Regions from separate parts of the Mus musculus genome. Here region 2 is linked to region 1. The links are chromatin loops, found by intact Hi-C in ENCODE. Cell type or tissue: heart. All regions are shown on one strand. Links, peaks and the distances in the headings refer to the core of each region. The heading gives the core; the rest is flanking DNA.

Region 1 (8,335 bases), core at 179-8,178:
TCCCATCAGCCCTGAGGCAAGGGATCTTATAAACAATAAACACAAAAGGAGGTCACATACAAACAGGGGTAGCCGGAAAAGAAACATTCCTTCCTCCAGCAAATTGAAATACAGAAGTTTCAAACACATTAGAACCATTCCAATAAAAATTTGCATTGCCCCAGGCCCCTCCCGCCACCTGGCTTAAGGGGGAAAGATCAGTGCAACTACCATTCACCCCACATAACAACCATACATATAAGGGGCACTGCCCAAGGTGGAAGGGAATCAGGAACACTCCTACAAAAACGAAGGGGGGACCATCTAGGTTGGGAGGGTATAGTGCCATTGCCTTTGGATATACTGGCAGGCCACACCCCTCAAATCCAGGTAGCATTAGCTTTAGTAGATACAGCTGAACACAATCACTCATCTGTGAAATATTTCGAATCATCTGAAAACAACAATCCCTTTAGCTGAAGCAACATAGAAAAAAGGCAATTGTAGTGAAGCATTAGATGTAAAGAATTGAGGAAACACTTGAATGCGTCAATGGCATGGGTTTCAGGAACACAGAGCTCTTCAGTTCTCACTAGCGGGAGCACCCCCAGCCACAGGAACATCCACGTCCTCATAGCTCCTCTTGTTTTGAATTGCTCTGGTCAGCCGCTCTGGGACCCACAGCTGTTGTAGGTGATCCTGAGGAAACAAACCCTCTTACCCAAACCAATTGAGAGTGCTCCTCTCTCACGTGATTCAGCGCCTCATTACCTCTCTGGAGTTCTACGTCACATCTTTATCTTCTATGCAATTTCTCACTAACTTCCAGACCGGCAAAACCCCTTTTAGTAAAACCCTCTGTTCCTCTGCAAACCTCAAGTCCCAATGGTGCTTGGTGCAACTTGTCCCAAAACCAGGAACCTTAACTTGTCCCAAAACCAGGAACCTTATCTTGTCCCAAAACCAGGAACCTTAACTTGTCCCAAGACCTGGAACCTTATCGTTACTTTGTGCCTGCTCCCTGGCAACTTTATATTCGCCTCTATTTTATCTGAGCTCCTTCCTAAACTCCTGGGGTCATAAGTTTCACTTACCGTGAACTTACCCTCCCGGCAAACACTGCCTGCTGAAAGTTCTGAACTCGTTGGTGGGGGAGTCGATTCCCATTAAGGGCCAACAATTGTCGCATCTGCTCTCAACCAGCAAGGACGACACGACCACCAGTCCTTCTAACAGCAGTTTATTCAGCAAACTTCAGTTTTCATCTCTCTCAATTCAACTTTATCTCTCTCTACTTTCTCTCTCTCCCTCTAACCCGGGCCTCTCACTCTTATATACTCTCAGCCCCCATCCACTCACGGCAGGACATGTCACCTCACCAGGCACACAGCTTTAGCTAATCAGGGCAGCAGGGGCATGTCTCCACCAAAATGGATTCGCCAGTATCCTGGTGTACCTGCGCAGCTCTCGCGATGGTTGTGGCTTTTATTCAGCTGTATGAGGAAATAAGGTGTAAGTCATAAGACTTAGCTGCAATCCCAGGCGCCATCTTGGGACTGCTGCCACACCTGCTCCTCACAAGATATGACAACATCCTTCGACACTGGGGATGCAACGTCCTTGTCCTAAGCCTGGGGCTCGCATTGCCAAGCTGAAAAAAGCAAAGGGTAAAGAACTCGCCACTAAATTGGGTTAAATATACACTAAATTTTCTGTACCTAAATATAATTACAAAATTTAAAAAAAAAAAAAGAAAAAGAAAAAGAAAAAAGAAATGCGTGCTACTTTGAAGTCTGGACCAAGCTTCAGGCCCAGTGGTTGTTGGGTTTTGTGACAAGAAAGCTCAGTTCTTCCAGAGGTCCTGAGTTCAAATCCCAGCACCCACATGGTGGCTCACAACCATCTGTAATGAGATCAGATGCCCTCTTCTGGTGTGTCTGAAGACAGCTACAGTGTACTTATGTCATTAATTAATTAATCTTTTAAAAAAGAAAAAAGAAATGCTTCCTAGTTTGAAGTCTGGACCAAACCTCAGGCCCAGTGGTTATTTGGGTCTGTGACAAGAAAAGTCAGCTCTTCTTAGGCAGTTTGTCTGCTGCTCTCTTTAACCTGGTTTGACATTTGTCTTTAGATTCTGTTTAACAGTTATCTCTGACTTGAGGTATGAAAGTCAAGTAAGTTCACCTTGGGCTATTTTACATACACATTGATACAAATTATGTGCTGTCTAAGGTTTGAACATCTGTAGTGTGCTGCCTTTGTTATGAATCAAGATTAAACATTTTAAACTGGATATGACATCAAAGCCCTGTAATCCTAGCACTGGGAAGAGGAGGAGAAGTGTTGCTGTTCAAGGCCATCTTCTTTTGCTACATTCAAGTTAAAGGCCAGTCTGTGGTCCGTGAGATTCTGTTTCACGACAGCCTAAATAGGCTGGGCATCCTAGAACATGACTTTGATACCAACCCTGCAGGAAGCAGAAGCAAGTGGATTGCTGTAAGTCTGAGGCCAGACAGACAGACATCATTCATATCCTGACTCAAAGGAAAAACAACAACAACAAAAGAAGAAGAGGAAGAAGAAGAAGCAGAAGCAGAGAGAGGGAAAATCTTGTTGCTGCTGCTCTTGCTGTTTTTGCTTGTTTTCAGAGACAGTTCACATGACTGTAACAGGGCCTGACCTTAGCACAACTGACACTGTAACAGAAGTGTCATTCAACACTTGGACAGCACCACCTGCTGAAAAAAAATTTAAAGAAATATAAATAAAGGTCAAATTCATCAAAGTCCAGATAGTTTTGGGAAACTCTCAAAACATACTAACCTTGCTTTGGGGCTTTTGTAGGTCTGCTTCTGGCTAACTGTACTTGTTAACTGAAGTGTGTCAACCCAAAACATGGTTTCTATGCTTAAAAGCTCATCCTGAGAAAGGCTCAGGGCTACACTGGGATCTCAAACACCTGATGTAGTGTAGTCACAGGTCGGCTAATGAAGACTTTCTATTGGCTTGAACCCATGTCTACGCAGTGTTATCTGGTGAATAGTGAACAGCAGTGACGTTGGAGTGTTACACAGGTGCATGGTCTGAACCACAATGCATTTTACATGTTACATGCATGTGATGAGAGCAGCCCTAGAGCCTTCTTAAGCCATATAAGCAAGCCTGTGGGAAAAGAAGTTTCCACAATGTCCCCTTGACCCACCTTTGGTGATCTTCAATTTTACATCGGATGTTTCCCCGAGATGCCACAAAGTCTTGCCACCTGTGTATGGCTCCCGAATCCTCTAGAACAGTGGTTTTCTGTTGCAGAATATTTGATCACACTGTGAACCCTGAGATTGTTACTTACTGACAAAAACTAGTTGTGGTTTGGCTCAGTCCTTTGCACACACCTTTAGCCCAAACAATAAAGGTAAAGTTAGGTTGTAACAGGAAGCACCAATGGTTGAAAGTGATGTCTAATTGTGTGGCAGACAAAGTGATGACCAGAGAAAGATTTGACAGAATAGGCTATGCTCAACCCTCATGAGAAGAGAGAGGAAAGGGAAGCTACTTGAGAAAGCACTGCAGAGAGAAAGGGAGAAGGTAGGTTTCCTGGGAGAGTTTTACAGAGACAGCTTGAAGAAAGAACAAGCTAGAAGCAGCTGAAGACAGAAAAAGCCAGAGAATGAGAAGGACCCTGAAGATTATAAAACAGATTGAGAGAGAGAGAGAGAGAGAAGACTGGGAGAGAGAGAGAGAGAGAGAGAGAGAGAGAGAGAGAGAGAGAGAGAGAGAGAGAGAGAGAAGACTGAACCAGTCAGGTAGGAGAGGAATTTGAGCCAGAGGAAATGAGTTGTACAAGCCTGCCCAGAATCAGAAGGAACTAGGAAGGGTGAGCTTTTTGAACATCAAGTATCAGAGGCTGAAAACATTCTAGGTCTAGATTAGAGTGTATGGAGGGAGAAGCTTCCAAGGCCTAGGTTAGCAGACAGAGGCAATAAATCTCAGAGATAAGAGATATTGCTGCCGAATAAAAGCTACTTTTACACTTCTCAACCTGTGGGTCATGACCATCAGAAACATATTTCCAGATGGTCTTAGGAACTGAGACACCTCACAGTAGCAAAATTATAGTTATCAAGGAGCAAGGAAATAAATTCGTGGCTGAGGGTTCAAAAGGCCATTGAAAATACATGTTTTTCTGTGGTCACTACCCACAGTTTCAGAACTGATCTTCTAGAACCATGTCTCCCTTGACTCTTCTCACCAGTAACTCCTGTAGAGCCCAGAGCCAGCCTTAGCATTACAGGAGTTCAAGACCAGAGGTCCAGGGCTAGCCTGAGAACTCTCCTGTTGGCTGTTGCTTCACATTCCTTAGAGAGTGGTGAGAATGAGGGCATCTGCTTCTTCCCCATAATGGTTACGAGCAGGGGGAGACTCAGGGAATTCGAGGCTTCATGGATACCACAAGCACAATTCATTGGTGAGAGAACTTTGGCTCCTGGGCTTCTCCACAACACATCCAGTTGTGCCCACTTCCTGTGGCTCTGGTCTCATACGCCTAACTTTACCTAGCAGTCCCTTGGCCTCTGCTTTCCCCAGCCTGACCTGGGAAAGCCCACTAAGCTGAAATCCCCGGCTTGGGTAAGGGTGGGGCTCATCTTCAAGAGACAGACTCCTGGTTTAGGTAGGATCACAGAGCCTTGAAGGGTTCCTCTTCCAAGTAGTTCTGGTGACCTTACAGCCCATTGGCAGTGACAAAATCGGTTCATGTGAGCTGAGAGATGTCCCTGCCTACTGTCACAGGATGTGAAATGGACTTCCCTGTGATTGCTGTTCTAACAGGCAGATCTTGACCGTCCTCACCAGTGTCTGCCAAGAATCCTGTTGCCAAGTGAGTAAGTAAAGGACAGAATTCTGGGGAAGGGTTGCTGAAGAGAAGGCTCAGCAGTCAAGAGCACTTGCTGCCTGTAGAGGACCAGAATTCATATAAATAAAAAATAAAAACAGAGCCAGGTGGCAGTGGCACATATCTGTAATCCCAGCACTCAAAAGTCAGGGGCAAGTGGATCTTTGTGAGTTTAAGGCCAGCCTTAGTCTACAGAGAGAACTGGAGGACAGCCAAGTCTACACAGAGAAACCGCATCTTGAAAAACCAAAATTGATTAATTTTGTTTTATTCAATTAATCTTTTAAAACAAGATCTCTAAAAAAGAGAGAAAGAGAGAGACTTGGTGATATAGTTCAATGCAGTGCTTTCCTCGATCCAATCTTGTATACCACAGACTATCATCATTATCGTCATGATGTCCTTCCTTGTCATCCTCCTTGTTCCTCCTCATCGTCATCGTCGTCCTCCTCCTCATCATCATCATCAAGAACTGGCACAGACAATTCAGCATGTGAAGACTTAAAGGCATCTGCCCCCAACATAAAGGATTTGATCCCTGGGAACTGCATACTGGAAAGGGAGAGGAAAAACTCCTTAAAGTTGTTTTTGTGACATCCACATTCAAGACATTGTACACTTACACACACACACACACATATCAAAAAAGGTGAGATGGTCACGAATATCTGTAATATTAACACTTAAGAGGCCGAGGGGGGAAAATCTGGGATCATGATCAATCATCTTGGTTACATAGCTTGTTCAGGGCAAGCTTTAGAGACAGAAAATTACCTTTATTAAAAAAAAATGTCTTCAGGAAGTGGCTGAGGGTTGTGTCCTAAAGGGAAGAAGAGGGAAGGAGACACAGTCTCGGGTCAGGCTGGTAAAGGCTGGCTCTAGGAACCAGGGCAGGGCATGGCTTCACGTAGTGCAAACTGGAGCTCCAGGTACTGTAGTGCTCCCTACTGACCACCTGTGCTCCTCCTGCTGCAGAATGGCTTGCATGGCACCTTGCAGGGCAGCAGGCACTTGCTGGCTGTACCTGCCCTGGGTGCCCCGCTCTGGCTGCAAGCTCATCTCCAGGGAGCTCTGGTTAGCACGCCTTGAAGTCTTGTGCGGGCCCTGGTCAGCAGGTGATGATGGTCAATGACATTGGGTACAGATTGGGGATCTGCTTCTTAGAAGGTGAAGACTAACTAGGCAGCAGACTAGACACTAGAGCAAAGCCTGTCCTGTGGCCAGCAGCGCTCACTTGGCAGGGTCAGGGGGACAGGATGACCCTGAGCTAATATGGGCAAGGCTGACGAGGCTCTGAATCCCTTTGTTGAATAAAGTTTATGCATTTATGGGAGCCTGTGTGGTTCCTGTCACCTGAGACTCCCTAGAACTTTTTTAACTGCCCTCACATTGGGCCCTAGAGGCTCACTAGGCAGAAGTTCCAACGTCCTGAGAACTTTGAGGTCAGCATCAACAGCCTCAAAGCAGTGCTGGGCTTGAAAGGTGATTAGTGTAGATACAACCAAGGATGGCAGGAACAGCCTTACAAAGATGGGGACAGCTAGACTTGAAAAGGGGTGAGGGGTTACTGCCTCCCTTGCGTTTCCAGGTCCTTTTCCAGGCACCTCCTGCTCCCCATCTTCCTGGCCTGGCCTCCATCTTCCCTCACAAAGCAGAAGCTACCTGAGAAGATAGTCTATTTATTTCATTTTAATTTATATATTTATTCTCTTGAGCCACACTGGAGCTTAATTCAGAGCTTGTGCAAGATGGTAGCTCCTCACAACTTGCTACCTCTGGAGTGGCTAAGATTACAGACCAGGCCTGCCTATAACACTTGACCAGGCTAAAGATAGTCATGGGGGAGGTGTATGTGTATGTGCAAGGGGCTGGGGGTGGGGTTTGCTGTAGACATGGATCAGAAGTTAAGAGTACTAAGTTAAGGTCCTAAGTTAAATTCCCAGCAACGATATGGTGACTCACAACCATTTGTAATGGGATCTAAATCTCTCTTCTGGTATACATGAAGACAGAGCCTTCATACATAGAATATATTAATCAATAAATCATTTTTGAAAAGAGAGGGTAAAATCAATTTATAGAAGAAGAGAAGGAAGGAGAAGGAAGAGGAGATGATGATGGTGATGATGGTGATGATGATTCTGGGAGGCACTGCCACCCTCAAGGAAAGGTAAAGGGCACAGAAAATGTTTCTTCTTTAGCAAGCCAGGAGATACAACTCCAGTAAGGTGGACCACTAAGGTCCTGTGGGAGCCACAGCTAACCCCAGTGGCTTCTGTTTTCTTCTGTACAGCTCCTGATATACACTTTCCACAAAGTTTAACCCTTGCTGACTTGAATCTCATTGATGGTGTCAAATTCATGGAGACTTGCCTGCCACTCCTGCCTGGAGTGCTGAGATTGAAGGTGTGTATACCATATATAGCAATAAATTATTTTTTTAATTATAAAGTTTTTTCCTAAGGATGGAGATATAGCTCAGTGGCAGCTAAAGCATTGTCTTAGACTCAATGCCCAATGTTAGAAAAATAAATGGAATTAGTGCTACTCTGTAATTTCATGGACAGATGAGCAGTGCTTATTAGTATTTTTTCTTTTCTTGTGTGTGTGTGTGTGTGTGTGTGTGTGGTTGTGTGTGTGTGTGAGCCAGATATCATGTAGCCCAGACTATACTTAAACTCAGTATGTAGCAGAGGATGTCCTGAAACTTCCTGTTCTGCTCTTCTTGGCTCCACCTCCAGAGTGGGATTATGGACACAAACCGTCACCCCTGGTTTTATGTGCTATTAGGGATAGAACCCAGGCTTCATAGATGCTGGTAGCTCTCCAACCTACTTGTGAAATCTTTACCTTAGTTTGGGATCAGGGTTCACACTTCCCAGCTGGACCTCAATGCTGCTACTTCTGTGTGACCTTTGTCCTCTGTGCCTCAGTTTCCTCATTGGGAGGGAGGCGATTTCTCTATGTAGTAGTCCTGGAATTTGCTTTAAAGAGCAGGTTGGCCTTGAACTCACAGAAATTCTCCTGCCTCTGCTTCCTGAACCTTGAAATTCAAGACATGTGCCACTACACCCAGTCAAGCCTTCATTTTGCAAGTGGTACTGTGAGAACCTGAGAGGTGCAGATAGAGAGAGGCCTGTCCTCTGCTTTGTTATATTTGATCCTGGGCCTGAAGCTTCCTTCTCCTTGAATCTACTTGGCTGTTTCTCCCTCCTCTCTGAAACCTAAGCTCAGATCCCATTGCCTCAGGGAAGAATCTCTGAAGCTCTCTCAACCTGCCTCACCCCCTGGAGATGCTGTCACTCATCTGCCTGTACAGATGCCCAGGGACGCGGGCACTTCAGCAGTCACCACGAGCTTCTGCATTGACCCCTCTTGGCAAACAGTCCATCTGCTGAACTGCTGGTCCCTTTTTGTGTCTGTGTGTCTGTGTTGTGTATGTGTGTTGTATATGTTTGTATGTGT
Region 2 (8,335 bases), core at 172-8,171, 55 kb before region 1:
CTAAGATGCTTAGCAAGCTCTGAATCCTCCTGCCTCAGTCTCCCAAGTAGCCTGGACTTATATAGGCCTGTGCTGCCTTGCCCAGGTCATTGAATTTTAAATGCCAATTGAAGGTTTGAAGTGGCCTGGAGTCTGTGGACAGCAGTCAGGGAATACACTTAACTGAGATGGAGAAGGAAGTTCCTCTCATTTGACTCACCCTCTTCTGCAAACTTCCCTTGCCATGAATGTCACCTCACACCTCTCACAAAGGTGCCACATCTGTCACAGCTGCACTTGAGATTTATACTCACTGACCTGAAATCTATGGCCCCAGCAACTTGCTGTCAGAGATACTATAATCAAAATTGGAGTATCTGTGAGACTCATTTCTAACGTTCTTCAACCTGTGGACCTGCTGCTGTGCAGGGAGAAAGGAAGCCATGGCGATTGGCTGGAGACCTCTTCTGACCTTGGCAGGGCACCTAGCACTGGCTTTGATGATTGCCTGAGCCTGACTTGTTGAAACTTGCTTTCTTGCTAAGCAGGCTTGCCATTCTTCCTTGTAGACCAGCTAGGGCTATGTGAGAGCCTGTCTCATTCATAGATAGATAGATAGATAGATAGATAGATAGATAGATAGATAGATAGATAGATAGACAGATAGACAGACAGATAGACAGACAGACAGACAGACAGACAAACAACTAGATAGATGTCAGCTAAGAATGTGGCTCAGTGGTAGAGCACTTGTCTAGCATGCAGGAGGCCCTGGGTTTAATCCCTAGTTGGGTGAGGAACCCCTTCCAGGCATCCTAGAGGTGTAAAGGAAGAGGGTGAGCAGGAAGTTAGAGAGAGGAGGAGGAGGCTGGAGAACAGATGTCTCTGCAGAGGAGCAGGAGTCTATGACACCTGCTCAAACACAGTTAGACAGGACCACTGCAGAGCCAGTTGCTGACAGCTTGGTCAGCACACACTGAGCTCTCCTTGCAGCCCTGGGCTGCTTTGAGACAGGCAGTGGCTGGTACTGCCCTCATTCTGGGGATCTTGGTCCTACTGGTTTGGCCAAGGGTCTCTGTGCTAACTGTAACTCAGTATGTGGGTTTAGATCCAAAGGGGGTGGGGTTAAAGGAAGTTCTTGGGGAATCCTATTTGGTGAGGACCACTCAGGCTCACATAGATGCACATAGTTTATTAGACAGAGAGATAAAGGCATTTGGGCTTTGCTCCCCCCAGCCTGGAGTCTCCTGGTATATTACTTCCTCCAGTGGGAGAGCTTGGCTGAGAGGAGGCGCTGCCATGTGGAGATGCAGGACTGAGCTCTGAGCATGCTACTCAGCTTTCATCTTTCTGGTCATCATCATCGTTTCCATCATCATCCTCATCTCCATCATCTTTGTTGTCAGCATCTTTGTTGTCAGCATCTTTGTTGTCAGCCTTATCTTCCTTGTTATTATAATGGTCATTGCCATTAGCATTGATATTTCCCCATTTGAAGCCAATCCCTCTGACGCAGAGGCCCGGTGCATGCATTCCATTGACAGTCACTAGATGCTTGTCTGAACCTCCAGTGTCACTGAAGTATCGACCCCTTCTAACACCAAAGGTGGCCACACGCCCCTTGTTTGTAGTGAAGGTCAGGGAAGTCAGGCAGATCACTGCACTGCCCTCTACCTTTATCACGTGCTCTCCGTCCTCCAGAAGGAAGTCTATAAAGTTATCTGACCGGGTTCCATAGACATCAGTCCAGTTACTGCCAAACTGCAGCTGGAAGCTGGAGAGAAATCAAGTCAGCACAAACTCAGGGGTGCCAGCTCCTTCTCACATCTGCATCCTATTCTGGTCCTAGTTCACAGTTCAGGCTCCAGAAGTGTCCAGCTCTCACAGGGCAGCCTGCAGTCCTTCTTCTTCTAGAAACATCCCTCCTCATAGGACCTCAGAGAGTCTGGCATCTGTACCAGGGCAGCTATGTGTGCTACTGCACCCACCCTGAGCTGGAATGTTTTCAGGTTCTGCTCAACTCATAGCTTCCCCTCTAGAGCCCTCTACCTTATCAGCCCCAAATGAGGCAGGAGCCACACTGCTAAGATCAGTATACCTGAGACAGACCTTATGAGCAGAGACCAGAGAGACCGGCTCTTCTCTCTGTGTAGTCAGGGAGGAACAGGGGAGACTACGGGAGCCCTGGAATCTGTTCTACTGAGCAAAGAAGTGATATGACCACCCCAAATCTTCTGGATTGTTCCTAATGCCAGCTTCTTTCCTTTCTTGCATATTAAGTTGCTTATCAAATCAGACAGAGGATGCAGGAAGGATGTAAGATTAGAATTTCAGATAACCATGAGTCATTTTCAGTACACTATACCGTGTGTTACCTGTTTTTTTTAATTCATTTTTGACATTGATTTATTATTAATTTTGTGCAATGTATGTATATGTAGTTGTGCATGTTTACCCATGTAGGACCACATGTGCCAAGTTCTTAGTAGAGGTGGAAAGTTGGTCGGTTCAACCCCCAGTAAGATAAAATAATAAGCAGTGTGTCTATGTTGTCAATATGAACTGTGTGTGTAAATGATGCATGCATGTGTGTGTGTGCTTGCCCTTGTATGTATGTGTCTTCCTTGTTCACTGTCCACCTGGTTATGTGCACGTGGGGTACGTGCTTGTGTTTGTTTGTTTGTGTGTGTGTGTGTGTGTGTATCTGCATGTGCCTGTCTGCCTGTCTGTGATGCATGTGTGAGCATGTGTGAGCATGTAGAAGCTAGAGCTGGGCACTGAGTATCTTCCTCTGTGGCTACCTGCCTTATTGCCTGGAGACAAGCTTTCTCACTGAATGAAGGCTCAGTGTTACAGCTAGACTGGCTGTCCAGGACTCCTGGGACCTCCCTGTCGCTGACCCCCGTGCTTACCTGACAACCACCTCCATCCTTCCAGGCTCTTTCTCCTTTTGTATGGCTTCTGGGAATCTGAACCCAGGCCTCATGTTTGCAGAGCAGGTGTTCCTTCTTACTGTCCCTGCCGTTTCCCCAGGCCACGCCCCTCATGTGTTTAGACAGAGTCTCCATTGGAGCCTGGAATTGCCTTTTGGGTAAGACTCTGGCCAGCGGGCGGTGCAAGATGCCCCTGTCTCTGCTTCCACAGTTTGAGGGTACAGTCCTGTGCTGCTGCTCTCTGCTCTCACATGGGCTCTGGGAATCTAAACTTAGGGCTTCATTTTCACACAGAAAAGACTTTATCCACTGAGCCTTCTCCCCACTCACCCAACATCAAATTTTTTTAAGGATTAAGATAACCTCAAGCCAGTCGCGGTGGCGCACGCCTTTAATCCCAGCACTTGGGAGTCAGAGGTAAGTGGAATTCTGAGTTTGAGGCCAGCCTGGTCTACAAAGTGAGTTCCAGGACAGCCAGGGCTACACAGAGAAACCCTGTCTCAAAAAAACAAAAAAACAAAAAAACAAAAAAAAAAAAAAGATAACCTCAATTGCACAGGAGGTGCACTAAAAGAATTTTCATTGTTCCGTGGAATTCTATTAGTCTTGGGGGACTGTATTTGTGTTTACCAAGCTGGGCAATTAGCGACACTCTAGGAGAGCAACAGATCTCAAGAGGGAGACACTGGGGAGGGCAGTCAAGACCTGGCCTGTCCCAAGGAAATGCCTGCCTTTCTGGAGCAGAGCAGAGGTACAGAGTGGCAGAGAGAACTCACATTTTATGCCCTGTGAAGACAGGGTGATCTCTCAGACATGTGAGCAGTTTCTGTCACTACCAAGAGGCACTAAGGCCACCAGAACCACCTGGAAGAGGGACTCTTCAAGCCTCTGTGATTCTTTCTGAACAAGAAAGTTGGAGGTCCCTCTCCACCTGTCTCCTTGAGGACTGTCCAGTCTTAATCCAGCCTGGGCATCCCAGCCCTGAGTACACTGACTGAGATGGAGCTAGAGAAGCAGAGACCAAGAGGATACTAGGTAGTACTGGCTGGGGTTGTGAATCCAGGAAGTCCTCTAAGGCTCCAGTGTGAGATGAGTACCACCTGCCATTCCTGCAAGGAAGCCCTACTCACCCCTTGATGAACTTGAAAACACTTAAGAAGATCCGCATGCCCTTGAGTTGCCCCTGATCTTCACCTTGAACGTAGAAATACTTGCCAGCAGCATTCCCCAGGACATCTGAAAAGTGAAGCATTAGGAGAGTGTTCAGGACCACTCCCTCTCTCAGAGGCCATTATGCTTAGGACAGGATATGGGAGGTGAAGGCCACAAGGTGGCTCAGGTACTCACTCTGGGCTCTGCATGTGGGACTGGCCAGGAAAGCCAAAGTCAGCAACAGCAGCATGGCTCCTGAGGGTTTGTGGTACAATCTGGCACTTAGATGCCACAATGGTAAGATTTCAGTGACACTCTGAGAAGAAGACATTAGATGTAAGAGATCCCCAACCCCAGATTGAGACAAGAGGACATTCAGAGACCCTCTTTACCCATCGGCTCCTGAGACTTCAGAAGAGCCTACAGAAGGCTTCACCCACATGCCCACACTGTGACCTTCCTGACATAATGTCACTGTGCTAACATTCTGATTAATCTCTGAGCAGTAGGCTCCATGTTGTTATATAACACTGGGCTCCCAAAGTCTTCAGGTGCACCTGGAGAAACCACGCATTCCAAAGCCCTCCATCCGTCCTTCATGCTTCAGTCTCTAGCTGGCTCAACCCATTCTCCCTTTTCTGTCCTGGCCTCCCTGACTGCACCAGACTGGTTCTGGGCTCCTTCCTTACCTGTGCTCTCTGGACTGAGCCCCTTGGCTTGTCCCTTTATATCCTGATGCCACTGAGCCATGGCTGCTATGGGAATGGTTTCTGGCAATGCCTCGTCAGCTGGTCCTCAGAACCTTAACTTTGCCCAACCTTGCCCCCAAGGCTTTGAGAACATTTAAAACAATGTACTCAGCCGCTTTCCTGCTGTGTACTCAACTTGTTTAAATTTATCCTGCCTTTAAGAAAACAATATAACCAACCTTACTATGCCTTGGATTCCCAAGTAGTCAGGTTTTACAAGCTAAACTGAACAAGTAGTTTTAATCTTGAACTTTGTTTTCTGCTTATCCCTCAGGGCCCTTTCATCCCCTTGCCCAGAGCTATGTGTGTGTGTTTGCCTGTCCTGATATCTTCAAAGGCCAAGAGTAGCAGCTTCAAGGCAACCTTGAAGATAACAAGTATCTATCATAAATGCTGGAACTACCTGTGAATCCAGGTAGATGATCTTAGGGTTTGTTTGTTTGTTTGTTGTTGTTGTTGTTGTTGTTGATGATGATGCTATACTGGGTCAGTAGGGGCCAGTAAAGAAATGTCTTCCCTTGTTAAACTAAAAGTCTGGTAAGAGATACTTAAGACAAAATTTCCATATGTCTTTCCCCTCCCTTGTTCCTGTATCTGTGCAATTCCTGGTTGGTTGGTTGGTTGGTTGGTTGGTTGGTTGGTTGGTTGGTTAGTTGGTTGGTTAGTTGGTTAGTTGGTTGGTTGGTTGGCTGGTTAGTTTTTAAAGAATTACTGCAAAAGAAATGAAGGAAGGAGGGAACAGGTGAGTGTTCAAGTCTTGGGAATGTACCAACATTTGTATAAACAAAACTCTTAGTAGGTCTTGCAAAAGTGCTGAAGAGATTGCAGAGGTTTACAGCACCTGCCACTCAAAGAGGACCAGGGTTCAGTTCCCAGGCCCTACATGGTGGCTCACAACCTTCTGTAACTCCAGTTCTCTGATAGCCAGTGCCCTCTTCTAATCTTTGTGGAGTCCAGTCACACAAGTAGTACACATACACACACCCAGGCAAAACCCACATATGCATTTTACGTAAAGCTCAAGTTATTTTTTAAGTTTTCCAAACATGTTACCAAATGGTGGAAATTAAAATTTTTCATAACTATCTTACAAGGTGAGGACCATTAAAAGGTTTATGTAAATATTTTACAATGTGAGGAGATTGAATTATATATATATACAGTCATTGTAGTAAATACAAGTTTTATAGTATTTGATAAAAAAGACTAATATTTGATGTTTCTTATAAATCCATCCTCTAAGCTGTAAACATCCTTCTCTTCAGACTCCTTAACAAGGCATTGGCTCTCTTTTTATGTCCTACTATGGAATAAGAAACATGTACCTGTGTGTGTGTGTACATATATATTTTCTTTTAAAGCAAAATTCATAATCTTTGGCTTGTTAGGGTCATATGTCTACAGCACAGACAGAAATCCAGCTTTCAGACCTCTTATCAATTGAAGACAGCTTGGAGCACTCGATTCCTGGCATACATGTGTAGCTCATATGATAACTCAATTCTAATTTAGTCATGGAAAATAGACACAGAACAAGTTTTAACTACTATGATTTTCCAAATGCATGACTGTATCTGACTGTTGTTAGTTAGATATAATAGAGATAAAGATAAAACAAAAACAAAACAAAAACTCGAGACAGGGTCTCTGTGTGTAGCCCTGGCTGTCCTGGAACTCACTCTGTAGACCAGGCTGGCCTCGAACTCAGAAATCTGCCTGCCTCTGCCTTCCAAGTGCTGGGATTAAAGGCATGCGCCGCCACTGCCCAGCCCCTGTTTTTTTCCTTACATTTTTCATGCTGACCATCCAGGAATATTGTATGAGAGACCATTTCTCCTATGCTTTAATTGTATTAGATTTCAATTCCGTTAAATTGAAAGTGTTATATAGCATTTATCTAGACTTTAGACATATAGGTACATATATTTTAAATTTATTTTTTTAACCCGTGAGGCTGCACATGTGCCACTGTGCATGTATGCAGGTCAGAGAACAACTGACAGGAGTCAGTAGTCCAGTAACCTCTTCCTCCATGCGAGTCCCAGGAACTGAACTCCGAGCTCAGCCAGCAGCACCTTGACTTGCTGAGCCATCTTGTTGGCCCTACACACATTTTAAAGCTATTTTTCATTTATTATTATTTTTATTCCATGGGTGCATACATTTTTAATTATAGCTATACTGGGTGTTAAATGTACATGAATCTCTTTGAAATTATAGTTGTTTATAAAGTGGTCATTTAAAAGACTTCAACATAAACAGATACGTACTTGAGCCTTTTCTGATTATCCAAAAGCCTTACAAAAACTTCAGAAAACATAAGTAACTATCTTTTTAAAAGACTTATTTTATTTTTAATTATGTGTAAATATGTGGAGTCGTGCAGGGGCCCACAAAGAGGGCGTTTCTCCTGCAGCTGCAGTGATAGACGGTGAGAGCTTCTTTCTGCACATGGGGGCCGAGACCTAAACCCCAGTCCCTGGAAGAGCAGGAAGCTCTCTTAACTACCAAGTGATTTCTCCAGCCCCATAAGCAATTATTCTAATAAAACATAAAACCTTGATAATCTTGTAATGTTCATGCATGCCAAAGTAGATATTAAAATACCCAGTCACATAGCAATGTTTACCACTAGGGTACCTTAGATAAGCGTATCCCCAGAGGGTCGTGTATTTGCGCACTTGGTCCCTGTTGGTGACGCTGCTTGGGAGGTTTAGAAGCTATGCCTTGATGGAAGAAGCATGCTCCTTGGGCTGGGCTTTGAGAGTTTAAAGATTCAAAACACTTCTAGTTTATTCTTCTCGTTGTGTGCTTGCAATTGAAGATGTAAGCTCTGAGTTCGCTACTCCAGAGGCCTGATGTCACACTGTCCACCACATTATGACCTCTAATCCAAATAAACTCTTCCTTCTCGGAGTTGTCTTGGTCATGGCGTTTCATCATAGCAACAGGAAAGTCATTCATAAAACCACAAAAAAGGGTTCTCATTGCGTAGACACCTTAACACCGCAGTTAAGCCCCTTGTCACCTACTGTGGGACACAAGGGGCACATGCTTCTCTTGTTGAGAATCTTCACATTGATAAATCTGTGCTGGCACTAATGGTACAGCCATCTAATTGTCTGCCTCTATCAGGCAATTGTCATACATTAAAACACAAAGCGACACAGGAACAATAACATTGGACACACACTTAGATCATTAAAAGACTATGTGGTGCTTGGGGATTTGTTCATCTGGTAGAGTAGAGCATGCCAGGCACACACAAGGTTTGGTCCCCCAGCATCACATAAACTGGACACAGTGTCTCAAGCCTGCAGTCCTGGCTCTTGAGAGATGGAAACAGTTCAGTTTTGGCGATATAGCAAGTTCGAGTCCATCCTGGACTACCTGAGTTCATGTGTCAATTAAAAAATAAGGAGCTGGAGAGATGGCTCAGTGGTTAAGAGCACTGACTGCTCTTCCAGAGGTCCTGAGTTCAAATCCCAGCAACCACATGGTGGCTCATGGCCATCTGTAATG

What was found. Peaks named below come from ENCODE experiments on the same cell type or tissue, not always from the same donor. Only the 100,000 strongest peaks of a DNase experiment are listed, where the experiment ranks them.
Region 2: it touches region 1 in a loop (5-fold over the local background); 5 of 42 quality-filtered maps call a loop at or near these places.

What each region holds. Positions count from the first base shown.
Region 1 is chr17:23,883,497-23,891,831 of GRCm38, reverse strand. No RefSeq gene overlaps it. Among named protein-coding and RNA genes, the nearest start is that of Dcpp1, 6.8 kb to the right of the region's middle. In heart, for the core only: no CTCF peak of the experiment used is centred there; no DNase peak of the experiment used is centred there.
Region 2 is chr17:23,938,425-23,946,759 of GRCm38, reverse strand. Sbp (spermine binding protein) reads right to left here and starts at 4,390. Exons shown (of 3, transcript NM_001384100.1): 1 at 4,260-4,390; 2 at 4,043-4,148; 3 at 1,157-1,753. The coding sequence starts at 4,314. The coding sequence ends at 1,315. In heart, for the core only: no CTCF peak of the experiment used is centred there; no DNase peak of the experiment used is centred there; H3K27me3 peaks cover 593 bases.